Linked DNA regions of Homo sapiens: region 1 is linked to region 2. The links are chromatin loops, found by intact Hi-C in ENCODE. Cell type or tissue: IMR-90. All regions are shown on one strand. Links, peaks and the distances in the headings refer to the core of each region. The heading gives the core; the rest is flanking DNA.

What was found. A loop is a pair of places that touch in the nucleus more often than their neighbours do. Peaks named below come from ENCODE experiments on the same cell type or tissue, not always from the same donor. Only the 100,000 strongest peaks of a DNase experiment are listed, where the experiment ranks them.
Region 1: a loop joins it to region 2, with 9 times the contacts of the local background. A loop is called at or near these places in 108 of 110 quality-filtered maps.

The regions. Positions count from the first base shown.
Region 1 is chr17:42,403,178-42,411,177 of GRCh38, forward strand. It overlaps CAVIN1 (caveolae associated protein 1), which reads right to left. Exons shown (of 2, transcript NM_012232.6): 2 at 1-2,211. The coding sequence ends at 1,510. Among named protein-coding and RNA genes, the nearest start is that of CAVIN1, 16 kb to the right of the region's middle. RefSeq lists an enhancer at 3,134-3,183. In IMR-90, for the core only: CTCF peaks have their summits at 219 (motif pointing left) and 3,039 (motif pointing left); DNase peaks (open chromatin) are centred at 3,004 and 6,434; H3K27ac peaks cover 3,224 bases.
Region 2 is chr17:42,318,075-42,329,191 of GRCh38, forward strand. STAT3 (signal transducer and activator of transcription 3) reads right to left here. Exons shown (of 24, transcript NM_139276.3): 15 at 8,042-8,125; 16 at 6,889-6,987; 17 at 6,637-6,772; 18 at 5,499-5,551; 19 at 5,186-5,280; 20 at 4,930-5,069; 21 at 4,208-4,420. Among named protein-coding and RNA genes, the nearest start is that of STAT5A, 35 kb to the left of the region's middle. RefSeq lists an enhancer at 10,743-11,117. In IMR-90, for the core only: CTCF peaks have their summits at 4,857 (motif pointing right) and 7,158; DNase peaks (open chromatin) are centred at 2,097, 4,867, 7,167 and 7,977; H3K27ac peaks cover 1,699 bases.

The DNA of each region.
Region 1 (8,000 bases), core at 1-8,000, 84 kb after region 2:
CCGCCTCAGCCTCCCAAGTAGCTGAGACCACAGGCACGTGCCACCATGCTCCTAGGGAAGGAGCTTGAGAAGAAACTGCCAGGAGTGAACCAGGGCTGGCTGCTCTGTGATGTTCTCTCCCCACCTCCCCTCCAGCTCTCAACTTGGTGGCAGGGCCGGCACCCTGCTCTCCCTCCTAACTCCCAGCCTGCTGCTGCCCCCTTCTGGGACCCTAATTTTCTGGACTTTGAGAAATGGGCTGCCCCTGGGGGTGCCTCCAAGAGCCCATTTGAGGGATCGGGTGGGGCTGACCTCTCTGTCTTCTTTGGATCATCGCCTTCTCACACTGTCCTCCCTCTTGATTCTGAAAAATGGTCCTGCTGCCCATGGAGAACCACAGTAAGATAGATTTCTCATGCAGCTAGTGAGGGGACTTCTCTCTTCACCCATTTCCACCTTCTCCTATTTTCCTTTTTTTTCCTTCTGTTGAGATGGAGTCTCACTCTGTCACCCAGGCTGGAGTGCAGTGTCGCGACCTTGGCTCACTGCAACCTCCACCTCCCAGGTTCAAGCAATTCTCCCCACCTCAGCCTCCAAAGTAGCTGGGATTACAGGCATGCGCAACCATGCCCAGCTAATTTTTGTAATTTTAGTAGAGATGGGTTTTCGCTTAGTAGAGATGGGGTGTTTGCCAGGCTGGTCCCGAACTCCTGACTTCAGGTGATCCGCCCACCTCGGCCTCCCAAAGTGCTGGGGTTACAGGCATAAGCCACCAAGCCCGGCCGACCTTCTTCTATTTTTCCATTCTCCTTTCCAAAGCCATGGCCATGCGCTCCTGTGTACAGGTGCATAAACACATCAGTGTGCCATCCCTCACATGCATGTCGTTCCCCACCCCTCCTTCCCAGGGCTTCTCTTGGCTCCAGCGTTCCTCTGGGACCCTCTGCAGATACAGCCTGTGCTGGACCCCCAGCCAGGGTGAGGGCTCATTCTGCTCTGTCTTCCCCACTGCCTCAGTTTCCCCCAAAAGCTGCTTTCACGTCCTTCTAGTAGGGGGCCTCCCATGGGGGCAGGGATCCCCTTTAGGATTCAATCTTTCCTCTTTGGGCAGTTTTGGCTTTGAGTCCCCCAGGGATCAGGGTGAGAATGAAGAAGAGCTCAGTGAGCGGAATGACAGCAGCTGGGTGGGTGGTGTGGGGAGAGGCTGAGGGGAAGGCAGCCCCCCCAGGGGGGCCTAACCGTGGAATCACTGCAATTTCCTCTGAGATCCCGACTTGGACAACCAGGACAGGGATTGACCATTCCCTTCCCATTCCACTCGGACTGTGTCCAAGCGGGGGTTGTCCACTGCGGGGGCTGCCTCCCCATCGGGTCCTAACAGCTCTAAGACTGGGAGTGGAGTTCCTGGAGGTGTGGGGAGGGGGGCGTGTTTTCAATTTAGAAAAATCTCAGCCAGCTCGAGCCGAGAGAGAATGCGAAAGAGGAAGTTCGGAAGGAGCGAGGAATGGGGTGGGTGGCAGCGGGGGCGGCTCAGTCGCTGTCGCTCTTGTCCACCAGCACGGCGTCCGACTCCTCGGTGATCTCCAGCAGCGCGTGCACGTCGGGGCTGCTCCCGCGCCGCAGGTCGCCGGCCTCCCCGCGCTCCGCGCCGCCCTCGTCGTCGTCGGCGCCCACCTCCACCATCTCGGTGGCCTTGAGCACTTCCACCTGGCCCTCGCGGATCTTCTTGACGTGGAAGGTGAAGGGTGGCACCTTGTAGACCGCGGTCTTGGAGCGCGCGTACACCACGTGGTCGGGCGTGAAGGATTTGCGCAACTTGTCCCGCGACGTCTTCAGTTTCTCGCGCCGCTCGGCGGGCACCAGGCGCGTGCCCAGCTTGTTCATGCGCTTCTCCAGGGTGTGCCGCGTCTTCTCCAGGTTTTCCTTGGTCTTGAGGCGCGTCTTCTCCAGGTTCTCGCGGGTACGCACCTTGGTCTTCTCCATCTTCTCCTTGGAGAAGGCCTTCTTGAAGTCGTCCACGCGCCGCAGGCCGCTGCGCTTGATACGCTCTGCGCGGGACTCCTCAATAACCTCCTCAACCTCCACCGCCTCGTCCGACGAAAGCTCCAGCGCCGCTGCGTCCTCCTCGGGCCGCTCGCCCTCGCCCAGCTCCTCGCCCTCCTTCTCTGGCAGCGCCTCCGACTCTTTCAGCGATTTGCTGATGCTCAGTTTGGCCGGCAGCTTCACTTCATCCTAAGGGAAGAGGAGAAGGGACATGAGAGGCGTCGGAGGAGGCGGATGTGGGCGAGCCTGAGTCAGGGTGGTGACGATCCTGGAGAGAGGGGAGCATGGGACGCTCGTGGTCCCCAGGAAACTGGCGGGCGCTCAATAAATGTGTGTAGGCTCACGCCTGTAATATTAGCGCTGTGGGAGACCGAGGCAGGAGGATGGCTTGAGTCCAGGAGTTCGAGACCAGCCTGGGCAACATATCACCCATCTCCGGCCCCCCAACCCCGCGTCGCCATTCTTTCTCTCTCTCTCTCCTTGTTTTTTTTTTTTTTTTTTTTTTTAAACGGAGTCTCGATCTGTTGCCGAGGCTGGAGTGCAGTGGGCGCGATCTTGGCTCACCGCAACCTCCGCCACCCGGGTTCAAGCAATTCTCCTGCCTCAGCCTCCCGAATAGCTGGGATTACAGGCGCCCGCCACCACGCCGGCTAAATTTTGTATCTTTAATAGAGACGGTGTTTCTCCATATTGGTCAGGCTGGTCTCGAACTCCCGACCTCAGGTGATCCGCCCGCCTCGGCCTCCCAAAGTTCTGGGATTACAGGCGTGAGCCACTGCGCCCGGCCTCGCGCCGCCATTCTCTAAAAAACATGTGTGTTGAACGAATGGTGACTAAACAGACCGCGGGAGCAGGGGACCAAACTTCGGGTCGGAGATGGGGTTGCGTAATAATTGCACTTGGGCTAAAATCTCTGTGGTCGTCCAACCCTGTCCTGATCCCTTTCCACCCGTAGATGATATTAAACCACTACGGCCCTCGGGAGACACAGCTCCACTTTGGAAATGGGCGGAGCGCCCTCTGGTGCCGCAAATCGCACACTGCCCGAGCCAGGCCGAAAAGCAAGTGGTGGGAGTGTCTAAGTTGAAAGCGGGTAGGGGTTTGAGCCCACAGCTGCACCTACCCACCCAAGCAGGTAAAGTAAAGGAAGTGCATTTCCTAGACTCAAGCTATTTCTTTTTTTTTTTTTTTTTGAGATGGAGTCTCGCTTTGTCGCCCAGGCTGCAGTGCAGTGACACGATCTCTGCTGACTGCAACCTCTGCCTCCCAGGTTCAAGCAATTCTCCTGCCTCAGCCTCCTGAGTAGCTGGGACTGCAGGCATGCGCCACCACACCTGGCTAATTTTTTTGTATTTTTAGTAGACTCGGGGTTTCACCATGTTGGTCAGATTGGTCTCGAACCCCTGACCTCAAATGATCCACCCGCCTTGGCCTCCCAAAGTGCTGGGATTACAGGCATAAGCCACTGCTCCTGGCCTCAAGCTATTTCAGAACCAGCCTTAGAGATGGAGAACTGTGGTCCACCCTCCCCCACCTCCACCTTCTTTGACTCCTTCATACTGTTTGGCTCCACCAGTGGTCATTCTCCCCCTCCCCCACATTTAGAAATTGATATTGGAAAGAGGAAGAAGCTGGCTGGGAGCCACGGACATGTTTTCTCCCCAGTCTGGACATTTCTTCTGGTTGTGACTTCCCTACTTTGGGATAGAAGAGAGATTACTTTTCAATTCTTGCTTTCCCTACCCCCTGCCCCCAGCACAAAGCCTGAGCTCAGGGGTCTAGGAGTAGGATGGGTGGTCTCAGATTCCCCATGACCCTGGAGCTCAGAACCAGTTCTTTGCTTTTCTGTCTTCTCCTTGGAGGACTTAGCACCAGAACTGCTTTCCATTCCGGGAAGATTTTCCAAGATCTTGACTCTGGCCAACATTTCAGAATCTCTGGATCACTCCCTCCCCCACCTCCACCCTCATCAGAGAGCAGGGGAGGCTGAGCACAGAAAGGGAAAGGGCAGACCAAGATCATCAATAGGATCTCTTTGGCCCAGACTCCCTTTAGTGACTTCAAATGAAGGAACGAGAGATAGTCGCTTTTCTAAAGGGTTTTCTGAAGACCATTTCCCAGAATTATAAGAAAAATCCTGTCCCCTAAGAAATTAAGGCAACATAAACTGAGTCCTCTCACTGACACCACACACACACACCCCTATACATAGGCTGCTCGGTATCTCTGCACCACCTGCTACAGAAATTCCTTCCCCAGCCCCCAACCTCTTTCCTCTTCCCTCCCATCAACATCCCCCCAGAGTTTCCTGGTTTACACTGAAAACTAGGAACACCCTCTCCCAACTTCCTTCCCTTCTTGTCAATAGCATTAGCAGGGACAAAGAGGGAATGCTGGCTCCACCTCTTCTCTCATCTGGGCATCAGCTCTGCTGGGCACCAAGCCACCTCCAGCTCTCTGTTACCCAACTACACCTCCCAGCAGGCAAGGTGACCTGGGCACAGGGCATGCTGGGACTTGTAGTCTCTACCTGCCATAGACGGCTTAGTGCAGATCATGGGCAATCCTAGGGCATTTTGTTTATCCCTCTGCCTCTTATCATTCACTGAGGCATTGAAGGGTGTTTTCCTTGTTCTGAGTGTAGGAGAGTCTCAACTTCTCTTTGCATTCCCTCTGATTTCCAGTCATTCACTTTGGGGCTCCTACAATCACCCTTACCCTGCCTGCTACTGGAGTGCATATCATTTAAGACTTATACATCATTGTAGGATCTAAACCCTCTTCATCCATCTCCACCCAGAATTTACCTGCAGCCCCAGTATATATATATATTAAAAAAAATTCAGCTCTGATCTTTCCTTCATAACCTCCCAGACTTAAAAACCCACCCACGCCCCACCAAAGGGTGGAGAGAGCCCCTCCTTTCACTAAACTCAGACAATGTGAATAGGCTAGGGAGGGATTAAGGGTGACAGGCAGGGAATAGTCAGGAAACAGCCCCAGCTGCTGGAAAACAAATCCACTTTGTCTCTCTGCCCTACCCCCAGCATCCCCCGCTTCTCCCCTACCCCTGCTGCCTGCTCCACCCCACCCCTAAAGGCTGAGCTGGCTGGTTTTCCTGGCCTGTGGCTTCCTAGATAAAGGTCTTTGCCAGCTGAACTTGGAAGTGAATGGGACTGGGGAGAGAGCTGCAGACTTCTTATAGCCAATGCCATCTTCCTAGTGCCTCATGAAAGGTCTCAAACTACAACATAAGGAAGCAATCCTAGTGAGAGGAGGTTTTTGTTTTTTAGTTTTTTTGTTTTTTTTGAGATGGAGTTTTGCTCTTGCTCCCCAGGCTGGAGTGCAATGACACGATCTCGGCTCACCGCAACATCCGCCTCCTAGGTTCAAGCAATTCTCCTGCCTGGGCCTCCCAAATAGCTGAGATTACAGGCATGTGCCACCACACCTGGCTAATTTTGTATTTTTAGTAGAGACGGGGTTTCTCCATGTTGATCAGGCTGGTCTTGAACTCCCAACCTCATGTGATTCGCCCTCCTCAGCCTCCCAAAGTGCTGGGATTACAAGCCTAAGCCACCGTGCCCGGCCTTTTTTTTTTTTTTTTTTGAGACATGGTCTCACTCTGTCACCTAGGTTGGAGTGCAGTGGCGCGATCTCGGCTCACTGCAACCTCTGCCTCCTGGGTTCAAGCAGTTCTCCTGCCTCAGCCTCCCAAGTAGCTGGGATTACAGGCATGCACCACCACACCTGGCTAGTTTTTGTATTTTTTGGTAGAGACAGGGTTTCACCATGTTGGCCAGGCTGTTCTCAAACTCCTGACCTCAAGGGATCCTCCCACCTCGGCCTCCCAAAGTGCTGGGATTACAGGCACGAGCCACCGCATCTGGCCATTTTTGTGTTTTTGTTTGTTTGTTTTGAGATGGGGTCTTGTTCTGTCAACCAGGCTGAAGTGCAGTGGCATGATTACAGGTCACTACAGCCTCAACCTCCTGGGCTCTAGTGATCCTCCCACCTCAGCCTCCCAAGTAGCTGGAACTACAGGCGCACGCCACCATGCCCAGCTAATTTTTGTAGTTTTTGTACAGGCAGAGTCTCACTATGTTGCCCAGGCTGGTCTCAAACTCCTGGGCTCAAGTGATCCCCTTGCCTCGGCCTCCCAAAGTGCTGAGATTTCTCGCATGAGCCACTGTGCCTGGCCAAGGGGAGGTTTATTCCTGGATTTAGAAATCTCTCCAGACCAGTAAGGGATCTGGGGGCTCTAACCCCATTCATCGTAGGCTTCCCCTGGAGTGACGGCTTACACCATAGGAGCTGCCTTCTTGGTGGAAGGTCAGGGGACAGGAGACGAAACAACTTGAGCTGAATCCTGGGATGATGTCCAATAGGCTGGCTCTGGAGAGGGTATTTCACCATTAGCTTTTCCTCTCCACTCCAGGCCAGGTTTCCCCCATGACTCACAGCCTTGGAGTGCTGTCTTGGTCCCACCCATCTGCTTGCTGGTACAACCACCACAAACACAATCCAAAATCATCTCCCTCCACCCTGGGCACACAGGCCAGGCACCCTTGTCCCACCCCTACTTCTCTGGCAGAGCTCCTAAGCCAAAGGAAGGACCTCAGGGGATGGCAAGGAGGGACGGCTCTGCTTGTTCTGTTTCTCGTTTTTATTAAACAAAACCACCACTCCCAATAGGCTTGGTTTCCAGAGTTACCTTTAATGACCAGCTCTGAACAAAAGCATTACAGTTCCCCCTGCCCTTTGCCAAGCACACATAGCTCCTCAATCCTCGATGGATGCAGAGGAGCCACAGGGAGGCTCCCAGCCTCTTCCACTCCACCCCCCAACCCTGCTGTCTAAACTCGAGATCTGGCTTAGGAAGATTTTTATAAGATTATAATGTCATTGAGCACCTATTACACATCTGGCCCTTGGCCAGGCACTTCACATTTGTTAGGGAGAAGGGACAGATGCCACATGGGTCTGGGTAGGAGGCTCTCTTGACTTAAGGCTGACCAGCTCTAGGTCCCCAACCACTGCCTGGGAATGGCTGGAGGAGACTGGAGAGGTAATTCAGAGACCCAGGATCTGCTTAGAGTGTATGTTAGAAGAGGGTGCAGAGGAGGGGAGAGGTGAAGGGGAGAGAACGTCTTTAAAATTCAGGACCTCTGCTAGAGGTTGCTAAGACAAGGAGATGAGAGACCCCAAGGGCAGAAGTGTCCCTCCCTTCTGCTCTAGCGTGCATTCTTGGCAGGGGTGAAATTGCATCCAAAAGGGTGAAAACTGATTCTTGGAGATTGGGAGGGGACTTAGATATCACAATGATTTGTGCCACTCCCAAGAGCCACAGTACATAAACAGATATACAGTTTATCTATTGTTTTAACATTTCGTGAGGGAGATGAACAGCTTGGTTAAAAATATCTGAAAGGGGCCGGGTGCTGTGGCTCAAGGCTGTAATCCCAGCACTTTGGGAGGCCGAGGTGGGCAGATTACGAGGTCAGGAGATCGAGACCATTCTGGCCAACATGGTGAAACTCCGTCTCTACTAAAAATACAAAAATTAGCTGGGTGTGGTGGCACGAGCCTGTAATCCCAGCTACTCGGGAGGCTGAACCAGGGAGGTGGAGATTGCAGTGAGCCGAGATCGTGCCACTGTAATCCAGCCTGGCGACGGAGTGAGACTCTGTCTCAAAAAAAAAAAAAAAAAAAAAAAAAAAAAAAAAAAAAATTGAAAGGGCCAGGGGTGGTGGCTCATGCCTGTAATCCCAGAATTTTGGGAGGCGGGGCAGATCACCTGAGGTCAGGAGTTCGAAACCCCGTCTCTACCAAAAAATACAAAAACTAGCTGGGTGTGGTGGCACATGCCTGTAATCCCAGCTACTTGGGAGGCTGAGGCAGGAGAATCACTTGAACCGAGGAGGTGGAGGTTGTAGTTAGCCGAGATCACTCCACTGCACTCCAACCTGGGTGACAGA
Region 2 (11,117 bases), core at 1,344-9,343:
CCCAAGCAGCTGGGACTACAGGTGGCACCACCATGCCTGGCTAATTTTTGTCTTTTTTTTTTTTGAGACGGAGTCTTGCTCTCTTTCGCCCAGGTTGGAGTGCAGTAGCGCCATCTTGGCTCTCTACAACCTCTGCCTCCAGGGTTCAAGTGATTCTCCTTCATCAGCCTCCTGAGTAGCTGGATTACAGGCATCTGCCACCATGCCTAGCTAATTTTTTTTTTGTAATTTTAGTAGAGATGAGGTTTCACCATGTTGGCCAGGCTGGTCTTGAACTCCTGACCTCAGGTGATCCATCTGCCTCACCCTCCCAAAGTGCTGGATTACAAGTATGAGCTATCATGCCCAGCCTTGGCCACAATGCCCAGCCCATATTCTCTTTTATGTATAAAATAAGAGGGAGGGGGAAGACAAGGTGCCAATTTTCTATGAGCTTTGTCATTTATAATTCTTGTTCTACAGTTAGAAATGCGTTGACGGGAATAAAATGAATTTTAGATGCTGAATGCTTACACCAAGAGGTCAAGGAACCTTGGGGATACTGGCATGAAATCTGGGGAATTCAGGTGAACAAACCATTGAGAAGGCATGGGGCAGGGTGAGGTGGGCTGAGAACAGCACGGTCATAAAACATGAGGCTTAGACAGAACCTGAGGGATCAGAGAGCATGATGACCATGTGAAAGAAGGCACTGCAGAGTGGCTCTTGGGCTGCCATCTGAGTTTACTTTGGGCCAAGAAACTGATCAATTCAGTGCAGAATTCAAAGGAGCTACTGAGGCAAGACTCTAGTGTCTTATAAATCCAACTGTTTTGGCCCAGCCCTTAGGGAGCTGACACCCTAGACAGAAAAGGATTTAATTCTCCAGCATTCAAGATAGCTGAGGCCAGGCACAGTGGCTCATGCCTGTAATCCCTGCACTTTGGGAGGCTGAAGCAGGTGGATCACTTGAGGCCAGGAGTTCAAGACCAGCCTCACCAACATGGGGAAACCCTGTCTTTAATGAAATTACAAAAATAGCTGGGCGTGGTGGCACGCCTGTAATCCCAGCTACTCAGGAGGCTGAGACAGGAGAATCACTTGAACCTGGGAGGCAGAGGCTGAAGTGAGGTGAGATCGCACCACTGCACTCCAGCCTGGGTGACAGAGTGACAGACTGTCAAAACAAAACAAAAACAAAAACAAGGCTGGGCACTGTGGCTCACACCTATAATCCCAGCACTTTGGGAGGCCCAGGCGGGAAGATCACTTGAGGTCAGGGGTTCGAGACCAGCCTGGCCAACAGGGTGAAACCCGGTCTCTACTAAAAATCCAAAAATTAGCCAGGCATAGTGGTGCATGTCTGTAATCCCAGCTACTCAGGAGGCTGAGGTATGAGAATCTCTTGAACCTGGGAGGCAGAGGTTTCAGTGAAGCAAGATCGCGCCACTGCACTCCAGTCTGGACGATAGAGCGAGACTCAGGCTCAAAAAAAAAAAAAAAAAAAAAAAAAAAGCTGAGAAAAATGACTTCATTGTGTGGCTTTGTACAAGATTGTAAATGTACTTTATCTAATTTGTAAGTGGCTCCGAACCTCTCCCTCAAGCCATAAGGAAATGCTATGTGGGCTTCCAGTAGAGAAGGAAGAGAGAAGAGTCTTGGGAGGATAATCTAACCTGAGACCCTCATACCATAATACTCTTGTGATGGAAATAGAGAGGAAATGGTCACATGCTCATCGTCCTGAAGGCACCCATTTTAAAATAACACAGGGACACCCCCACACCCGTCACCACACTCACATGGAGTCCCTCAGGGCACACTCCTCTCAGCAAGGCAAGGCAAATTACTCAAGTAATTAGTTCCTTTCTCCTGATGAGTGCCTGGCCCCTGAGGAAACGCTGACATCGCTGGGCAGGAAAGGACCTGGCCTCCCAGCCCACAGGAAGGGCGATGGTAATGGAGGATGCAGCCTCAGACTGGGAGGTGGGACCTTGAAAGCAAAATGAGTCAAAAGGACCAGCCGTGGGACCCCAACGTCCTCTGCAGAAGGAACAAAGAGCCGTGTGGCAGGGGCTGATAAACAGATCTCCCAACTGAAGCACACATGCAAAGGGAGATAGGTGGCAGACAGGAAGTGAGTAACTCTTACAGCAGGAACAAGACTCAGGACCCCAACAAAGGAGAAAGGCAACGGTCAATTAGCTCCAACTCCCTCTTCCAAGCCCCATTCTGCCCCATCTCAAGAAATCCCTCAGAAGGAATTCCTAGGAAAAAGTGGGAGGGAAGTTGGTAGGTTTCTGTGTGTGTGCTATTTGGACAAAAATAGTTTTTTCAACAGCAACTAGGGCAAGGCGCCAACCCTAAAGGATCACATTAAAGAGCCCATCATTAGGCCAGGCACAGTGGCTCACGCCTGTAATCCCAGCACTTTGGGAGGCTGAAGTGGGCAGATCACCTGAGGTCAGGAGTTCGAGGCCAGCCTGGCCAACATGGCGAAACCCTTTCTCTACAAAAAATACAAAAATCAGCTGGGCATGGTGGCACAAGCCCATAATCCCAGCTACTCGGGAGGCTGAGGCAGGAGAATTGCTTGAACCGGGAGGTGGAGGTTGCAGTGAGCCGAGATGGTGCCACTGCACTCCAGCTTGGGTGATAGAGCAAGACTTAGTCTAAAAAAAAAAAAAAAAAAAAAGCCCATCATTGGCTTTATGATTACAGAAAGTTAAATCAAACAAAGAATGGCAAACCAGAGACTCCCCATCAAGACCTGCACAAAGAACCCAGAGAGTCAAAACAGCAAGTGCTGAAGGGGAACAGACAGGGCTACCCCCTCCACACTGAGGACAGCTGCAGAGATTACAGTTTTGTTTCGTTTTTTTCTTTCTCTTCTTTGTGTGTGTGTGTGTGTGTGTGTGTAGTGGGGTCTTGCTATGTTGCCAGGCTGGTCTTGAGTTCCTGGCCTCAAGTGATCCTCCTGCTTCAGCCTCCCAAAGTGCTAGGACTGCAGGTGTGAACCCCCATGCCCAGCTGAGATTACAGTATTTTTAATTTCTCTCTCTTTTTTTTTTTTTTTTTTTTGGTGAGTCAAGGTCTTGCTCTGTCACCCAGGCTGGAGTGCAGTGGTGCGATCATGGCTCACTGCAGCCTCAACCTCCTGGGCTTAAGCAATCCTCCCACCTCAGCCTCCCGAGTAGCTAGGACTACAGGCACAAACCACCACACGTGGCTAATTTAAAAAAAATTATTTTTGTATAGATAGGGTCTCACTATGTTGTCTAGGCTGTTCTCAAACTCCCAGGCTCAAGTGATCCTCCCGCCTGGGCCTCCCAAAGTGCTAGGACTATAGGCATGAGCCACTTCACCCAGCTAAAATAATTTATATATAACATATAAGTACATGTCCTCTTACACATTAAAATATACCTTATTTTCAATAGTTGCACACTCTAAATACTAATCCCTTGCCCCTCCACCCAGTCACTGTCTTCCCCTTCAAACGTGATGCTCCCAGCTCTTCTACTCTAGTGTAAACCATACTCCCATGCAGCTAATAATAATTTCCTCCAGAAACCCTTTCTTCAGACCATCTGGCACACTGACATGGTTCAGTTACAGGCAAAAAGCCATATGCTGGGCTGAAATCTGGGCCTCAAACCTTCTAGCATCTACTAAGAAGCACTGTGCCAGCAGGGCATCCTGTTAACTGCCCTCACTTTCCCTTCTCGTGTTTCAGGCATGTTTTGGGGGACGTATGTGTATTGATCCCCTCTTTATTTTTATTTTTTGACACAGTATCTCACTCTATCAGCCAGGCTGGAGTGCGGTGGCATGATCACCGCTCACTACAGCCTTGAACTCCTTGGCTCAGGTGATCCTCCCACCTCAGCCTCCCAAGTAGCTACGACTACAAATGCGTGCCACCACACCGGGTAATTTTTTTGGATTTTTTGTAGAGACGAGGTTTCACCATATTGCCCAGGCTGTATCCCCTCTTTAGACTCATGCACTCTCTGTGGAGCAGGAACTACACTACTCTAAGTGATTCTGATTCTCCTCTCAAATCCCATCGGTCACCCCAACAAAAGCACTCACTACAATTCTTTCCCATAAGGAGAAATAATTATCCCCCAGGTTATTCAGGCATTTGCCTATCTATCCTCCAAGGATCCCAAAATTTCCAACTTTTCCCAAAAATTAAATGCCAGGAACATGGAAAATCAACAACTACCTGGGTCAGCTTCAGGATGCTCCTGGCTCTCTGGCCGACAATACTTTCCGAATGCCTCCTCCTTGGGAATGTCAGGATAGAGATAGACCAGTGGAGACACCAGGATATTGGTAGCATCCATGATCTTATAGCCCATGATGATTTCAGCAAATGACATGTTGTTCAGCTGCTGCTTTGTGTATGGTTCCACGGACTGGATCTGGGTCTTACCTGTCACAGGACATGGGAAGGAAAGATCATGGAACCTACAGCTAGGTCATCTCAGAGAAAACTGCCCATTTTTTCTTTCCTCGAAGGGGAAAAGACTTAAGCCACCCTAGTGTTGAGACCCTGAACACCCTGTTCAGTGGCCTGGCACTGTGGAAATATTCAGGCTGGCTTCTAATTAAGAAGAGGCTACTAGTTGGGTCATAGAAAATAAACTTGAATATAACTACTTGCGTAAGATATATTAACAGGGTTAAGTAGAAAAAGAGATGAAGAATACAATTTAAATTGCAAAATTCTCAACAAATAGTCACTGGAGCAAGCAAAACAAAGCAAACCAATCCTTCAGCTGGAAGGATTTAGAAGTCACGCAAATGTGTTTTGCGAGTCTGAGTGAAACAGGGAGTCAAGGCCATCTCCACCCACCAGGGGGCAGTAGGTGCTTGCAACTAGAAGCAGTGATGAGGCCTCAGCAGCCACCAGCAGGTGGGGTGGGTGGGAGCCTCCCTTACCGCTGATGTCCTTCTCCACCCAAGTGAAAGTGACGCCTCCTTCTTTGCTGCTTTCACTGAATCTTAGCAGGAAGGTGCCTGGAGGCTTAGTGCTCAAGATGGCCCGCTCCCGCTCCTTACTGATAAAGCCCATGATGTACCTGGAGCCAAGGAGGAGGAACAATGTTGTTATTGCTAACAGGGCATCCATCCCCTGCCACTGGCTTGCTGAGAGCAGGGGACTTGGTTACATCTGTGCACACTCTGTCCAACCTACCCTTCGTTCCAAAGGGCCAGGATGTACTTTTTCACAAGGTCAATGATATTGTCCAGCCAGACCCAGAAGGAGAAGCCCTTGCCAGCCATGTTTTCCTGGAGAAAAGAGTAATGGGAAAGCCAAGTCTACTGCCATCCCAGCCCTTCCCTTCCTAGGGGTGCAGTGCATCACCCAAATCCTCAGGCCCGTCTACCTTCAGGCAGGTCCTACTGGCCGCTGGACCAAGAGTTCAGGGCCTTCAAGCCAGAGCCCTCAACGACAGCCGTGCAGGTGAGCATTCCCATTCCCACGAGAATTTAACAAGATTGCTTACTTTGCAAAATTTAGCCCATGTGATCTGACACCCTGAATAATTCACACCAGGTCCTGAAGGAAAGAAAAAGAGTCAAGTAGTACATTTTCAGCTTGGGGTCAAGAGGTTATTTCTTAAAACAGAACACACACACATTCATCCCACAATGGGCCACAAAATAATCAGCTTTCACATCTTTGAAGGTAGGCACTGTTGTGTGTGTGCACATGAGGACAAACACTATCCCATCATTTGACTCACTTGTGTTGCTGGGTAGCCCAGCAGGGATGGAGGGTGATATAACAAGTCCCCCTGCTCTTCCCAACCTCGGGTGGTAGGCTGGGAACCAACAGCAGCACTCACTAACAAGCTGACATCGGGTGTCAGACAGGTGTATTTGGTGGCAACAGCTTTATTAGAACAAAGCTACTTCTAGCCCAGGTGGCACATAAAATATTCCACTAATTCTTTTTTAAAAACTAGCCTACGCTGGGCACAGTGGCTCAAGCCTGTAATCCCAGCACTTTAGGAGGCCGAGGTGGGCGGATCACGAGGTGAAGAGACGGAGACTATCCTGGCCAACATGGTAAAACCCCGTCTCTACTAAAAATACAAAAATTAGCTGGGCGTGGTGGTGAGCACCTGTAGTCTCAGCTACTCGGGAGGCCGAGGCAGAAGAATCGCTTGAACCCAGAAGGCGGAGGTTGCAGTGAGCCGAGATCACACTACTGCACTCCAGCCTGGGCAACAGAGCAAGACTCGTCTCAAAAAAATAAATAAATAAATAAAATAAGACAAAAAAAACCAACTAGCCTATAGTTTATTAAAAAAATGGACAGGGAATGTCAAGCCTTTAGTGCCACCTTCCAACACACACTTAAAAGATCTTCTAAAGTTAGATAGAGTGGGTGAATGAGACAGCAACCAGGAGAAAAGAAATCTACCTCCCACCTCAAAAATGATCACCTCGACTGAAAACTGCAAACTGTCTCTGCACCCCAACTCCCCAACTCCCCTGTTTCCTGGCACCAGCACAGCGCCTTGCTCAGGAAAGAAACATGGCCTAATGCTCAGTAGACATGGCCCAAATGAACAGCCCTATGGGCCGGATCCCTTTTCTGGGCGGGTGGGCGGGAGGGAGAAGGGGTGAAATGCGGACCCAAGAGTTTCTCTGCCAGTGTAGTCAGCTGCTCGATGCTCAGTCCTCGCTTGGTGGTGGAGGAGAACTGCCAGCTCAGGACCTCGGCCACTTGATCCCAGGTTCCAATTGGGGGCTTGGTAAAAAAGTTTACATTCTATTGGAAAGAACACATTTGCTTGTTTAGATGAGGGATGGTGCTCATTGTCTATACTAGGTACCCCTAAGTCGCAAGAGATCCCGGGGCACCAACTAAAAGGAGGGGGCACTAACCTTGGGATTGTTGGTCAGCATGTTGTACCACAGGATGGACGCCCAGGCATTTGGCATCTGACAGATGTTGGAGATCACCACAACTGGCAAGGAGTGGGTCTGCGGAGGGAGTGGGGACTGAGCTGGGGAGGCAGAGGGGCTCTCACAGCCTTGGAAATCTCTTCACCCGCATCTCACGGGGCTCAGAATGAAAGGACATGCCATAAACCACACCTGCTGCCAACTCTAGGCGAGGAGTGTGAGTGAGTCAGCTCAGTGAGCACTCATAGTGGAAAGAATGCCCAGCGTGGCCACACAACTCAGGCTGCAGTCGGAATATACCGGTCCCTTGTAAAACCTGACTTGCTCAAAGCTTGACTCACAATCCACAGATTCCCCATTTTTAAGACCTTGGAGGCATTCTCCAAGACTTGAAGCTGTATCTTCACATGAAACAGGGAGGTCTCAGGAATCAAAGACCAGGATTCCTGCTTTTCTAGGTATATCTTAATTTAAAAATCAAGAAAGTTGGGAAAGGAGAATGTCATTGCCACAATTTTCTGTATACTAAACACACTGGCTGCTAAGACTCTTATGCCCAAACTTTATAAAGTCAGTTCTAATTTCTTTTTTTTTTTTTTGAGACGGAGTCTCACTCTGTCACCCAGGCTGGAGTGCAATGGCACAATCTCAGCTCACTGCAACCTCTGCCTCCCAGGTTCAAGTGATTCTCCTGCCTCAGCCTCCCGAGTAGCTGGGATTATAGGCGTCCGCCACCATACCCAGCTAATTTTTGTATTTTAGTAGAGACGGGGTTTCGTCATGTTGGCCAGGCTGGTCTCGAACTCCTGACCTCGTGATCCACCCGCCTCAGCCTCCCAAAGTGCTGGGATTACAGGCGTGAGCCACCGCGCCCGGCCAATCAATTTCTAAATAGAGATTTTCATATCAAGTTTGCTGAAAGCTGAATATACACACATCTTCTAAGCATTCAAGCAAGACTTTATTGCCAGATGGGATGCCAAGGATTTTTTTGGAGAAAAGTAAGCAAAAATAAACACAGTGTTAAGCAAACAGTAATCATTCCACCTTCTCTTGTAAAAATCCCAGTGGAAGTTTTTGTCCTGAGTCACCCCTGTACGTAGCCTCTCACCGATTCTGCTGCAGAACTTACCTCTAGGTCAATCTTGAGGCCTTGGTGATACACCTCGGTCTCAAAGGTGATCAGGTGCAGCTCCTCAGTCACAATCAGGGAAGCCTACAGTAACGAGAAGGACACTCTTAGGCCAGGTGTGGTGGCTCATGCCTGTAATCCCAGCACTTTGGGAGGCCAAGGCAGGAGGATTGCCTGAGCCCAGGAGTTCGAGACCAGTCTAAGCAGCACAGCAAAACTCCATCTCTGCAAAAAATACAAAAATTAGCTGGGTGTGGTGGTGCACACCTATAGCCCCAGCTACTCGAGAGGCTGAGGTGGGAGGATGGCTTGAGCCTAGGAGATGGAGGCTGCAGCGAGCTATGATTGTGCCACTGCACTCTAGCTGGGGTGACAGAGTGAGACCCTGTCTTAAAAAAAAATTAAATTAAATAAAAAAAAAGGCTGAGCGTGATGGCTCACACCTACAATCCCAGCATTTTGGGAGGCCGAGGCAGGTGGATCACATGGTCAGGAGTTCGAGACCAGCCTGGCCAATAATTTGGTGAAACCCCGTTTCTACTAAGAATACAAAAATTAGCTGGGTGTGGTAGTGGGCGCCTGTAGTCCCAGCTACTCAGGAGGCTGAGGCAGGAGAATCGCTTGAACCCAGGAGGCAGAGGATGCAGTGAGCCGAGATCACGCCACTGCACTCCAGCCTGGGTGACAGAGTGAGACTCTGTCTCAATCAATCAGTCAATCAATAAAAAAGAGAAGGACACTTTTCCTCAGAGAGAATGGCATTCAGTACTAACAGCCACAGCCAAGGAAAGTGACATGCCAAGCCTCACCACACCAAGAAGGGTAAGCCACCAGGTGGTCACAAACAAACTGCCAGGGACACAACTTGCTCGGCACTTACTCTCTTCAACACCAAGAACTTCCAATGCTGTGATCCTCAACCTAATCCTTTACTCAGTTTGTATTATAATATTACATAGATCCAATTGGTTATTTGTAAAATACGTAAGGCACAAAGAATAACAAAACAATATGAACCCACCATTCAATTTAAGGAAAAGTCCATCACTCCTAAAATTCTCTGGGTGCCCTTCCCCAACCCCATCCCCTTCCCTCCTCCCTCAGAAATAACTGCTATTTTGTCTTTTGGGTTTATCATTTCCTAGCCCTTTTTGTCTTGTTTTGTTTTGTTTTTTTACAGTTTTACCATATTTGTTTATCTAAGCAATGCAGGTATTGTTTAGTTTGGGACATTTGTGAACCTTACACTTATGGACTCCAATGAATTCTTTTGGGATTCACTTTTCACTTGATGTGAAATGAATCCACATGGTTATGTGTATCTGCAGTGTATTCCTTTTCACAGCTGCGGAGTATTCCATTGTGTCTATACCACAAATAATGTATTCATTCTAATGTTGATGGGTATTTATTTGGGTTGCATTTAGAGCTTATAATCAGGCTGATGTCCACTTTATATATGTCTCCTGGGACATATATGCAAAGATTTCTCTGCTATTAAATCCTGGGAATGGCACCGTTGGTTTACAGGTATGTTCATTTTTATACTGCCAAATTGTTTTCCAAACTGACTACAACAATGTCTCACATCAGTACAGCAACCTTATTTTAAGTAAGAGTTGTCAATGAATTCTCAAAAATTGAATTCTAGTCTGGGCACAGCGGCTCATGCCTGTAATCCCAGCACTTTCGGAGGCCGAGATGGGTGGATCACGAGGTCAGGAGTTCAAGACCAGCCTGACCAATATGGTGAAACCCTGTCTCTACTAAAAATGCAAAAATTAGCCAGGCGTGGTGGCATGCACCTATCGTCCCAGCTACTTGGGAGGCTGAGACAGGAGAATCGCTTGAACCTAGGAGGCAGAGGTTGCAGTGAGCTGAGATCGCACCACTGCAATCCGATAGAACGAGACTCCGACTCAAAAAAAAAAAAGAAAAAAGAAATTAAATTATAATTCATTTTTAATACTATTTTTCTGATTATAAAAGTAATATATTCAGTTTAAAATGCAAATATCACAGAGACAGTCTAGAATAGCCATGGATACCAACAGCAGCACTAATACACATAGCACTGCTGGTATATTCCTCCAGAATTTCTTAATATACATATGAATACACATAAGAGTATAGTGTATTTTTAAAACACATATACTAATAATACTATTCAAATTATTTTACATTTTGCTTTTTCTTAATATGTCATGTACATTTTCCCATATCATTGCATACAGGCTACTTCACTCTACTGTCAAGTAAAATTCCACATTTTTAAAAAGGACTGCTACATTTTATTTTATTTATTTTTTTGAGACAGAGTTTCACTCTGTTGCCCAGGCTAGAGTGCAGTGGCAAAATCTTGGCTCACTGCAAGCTCCACCTCTCAGGTTCAAGCGATTCTCATGCCTCAGCCTCCCCAGTAACTGGGACTACAGGCGTGCACCACCACACCCAGCTAATTTTTGTATCTTTAGTAGAGACGGGCTTTCACCATGTTGGCCAGGCTGGTCTTGAACTCCTGACCTCAAGTGACCAGCCTGCCTTGGCATCCCAAAGTACGGGGTGTGAGCCAGCACGCCCAGCTAGGACTGCTACATTTTAAAGAGGAAGAATTGTTCAGGGGACAAATGTAAGAAAAAGAACGGGGCATCACAATTTTTAAAAATGACTGAAAACTAGCCTTCCGTCACATTTACCTTTTTTTGTTTGTTTGTTTAAAGTTTATTCTTGACAATAAGAATCCAATAATCTGAATCAATGAAAAGCAGAAAATAAGGGGGATAAAGAACAAGATGGGTTTTTGTTTGTTCATTTTATTTTATGTACTCTTTTCCTAAGCAAGCTAATGCAAGGTGGTCATTTATTTTAAAGTTTAACTCAAATCTGTTGCTTTTACACCCTCTATCCCACCTCAGTGGGAGAGAAAAACAGGGCACTAAAAATGGAGCCAAGCAGGGTCAGCCGCAGGAGCTGGATGGGGAATTTGGAAAGCCCCAGGCAAGGTGGAAAGCTGCTTTATACCACATGGGTGTGGAGAACAACTCAGCAAGGGACTTTCCACTTCTCCTTAAGGAGG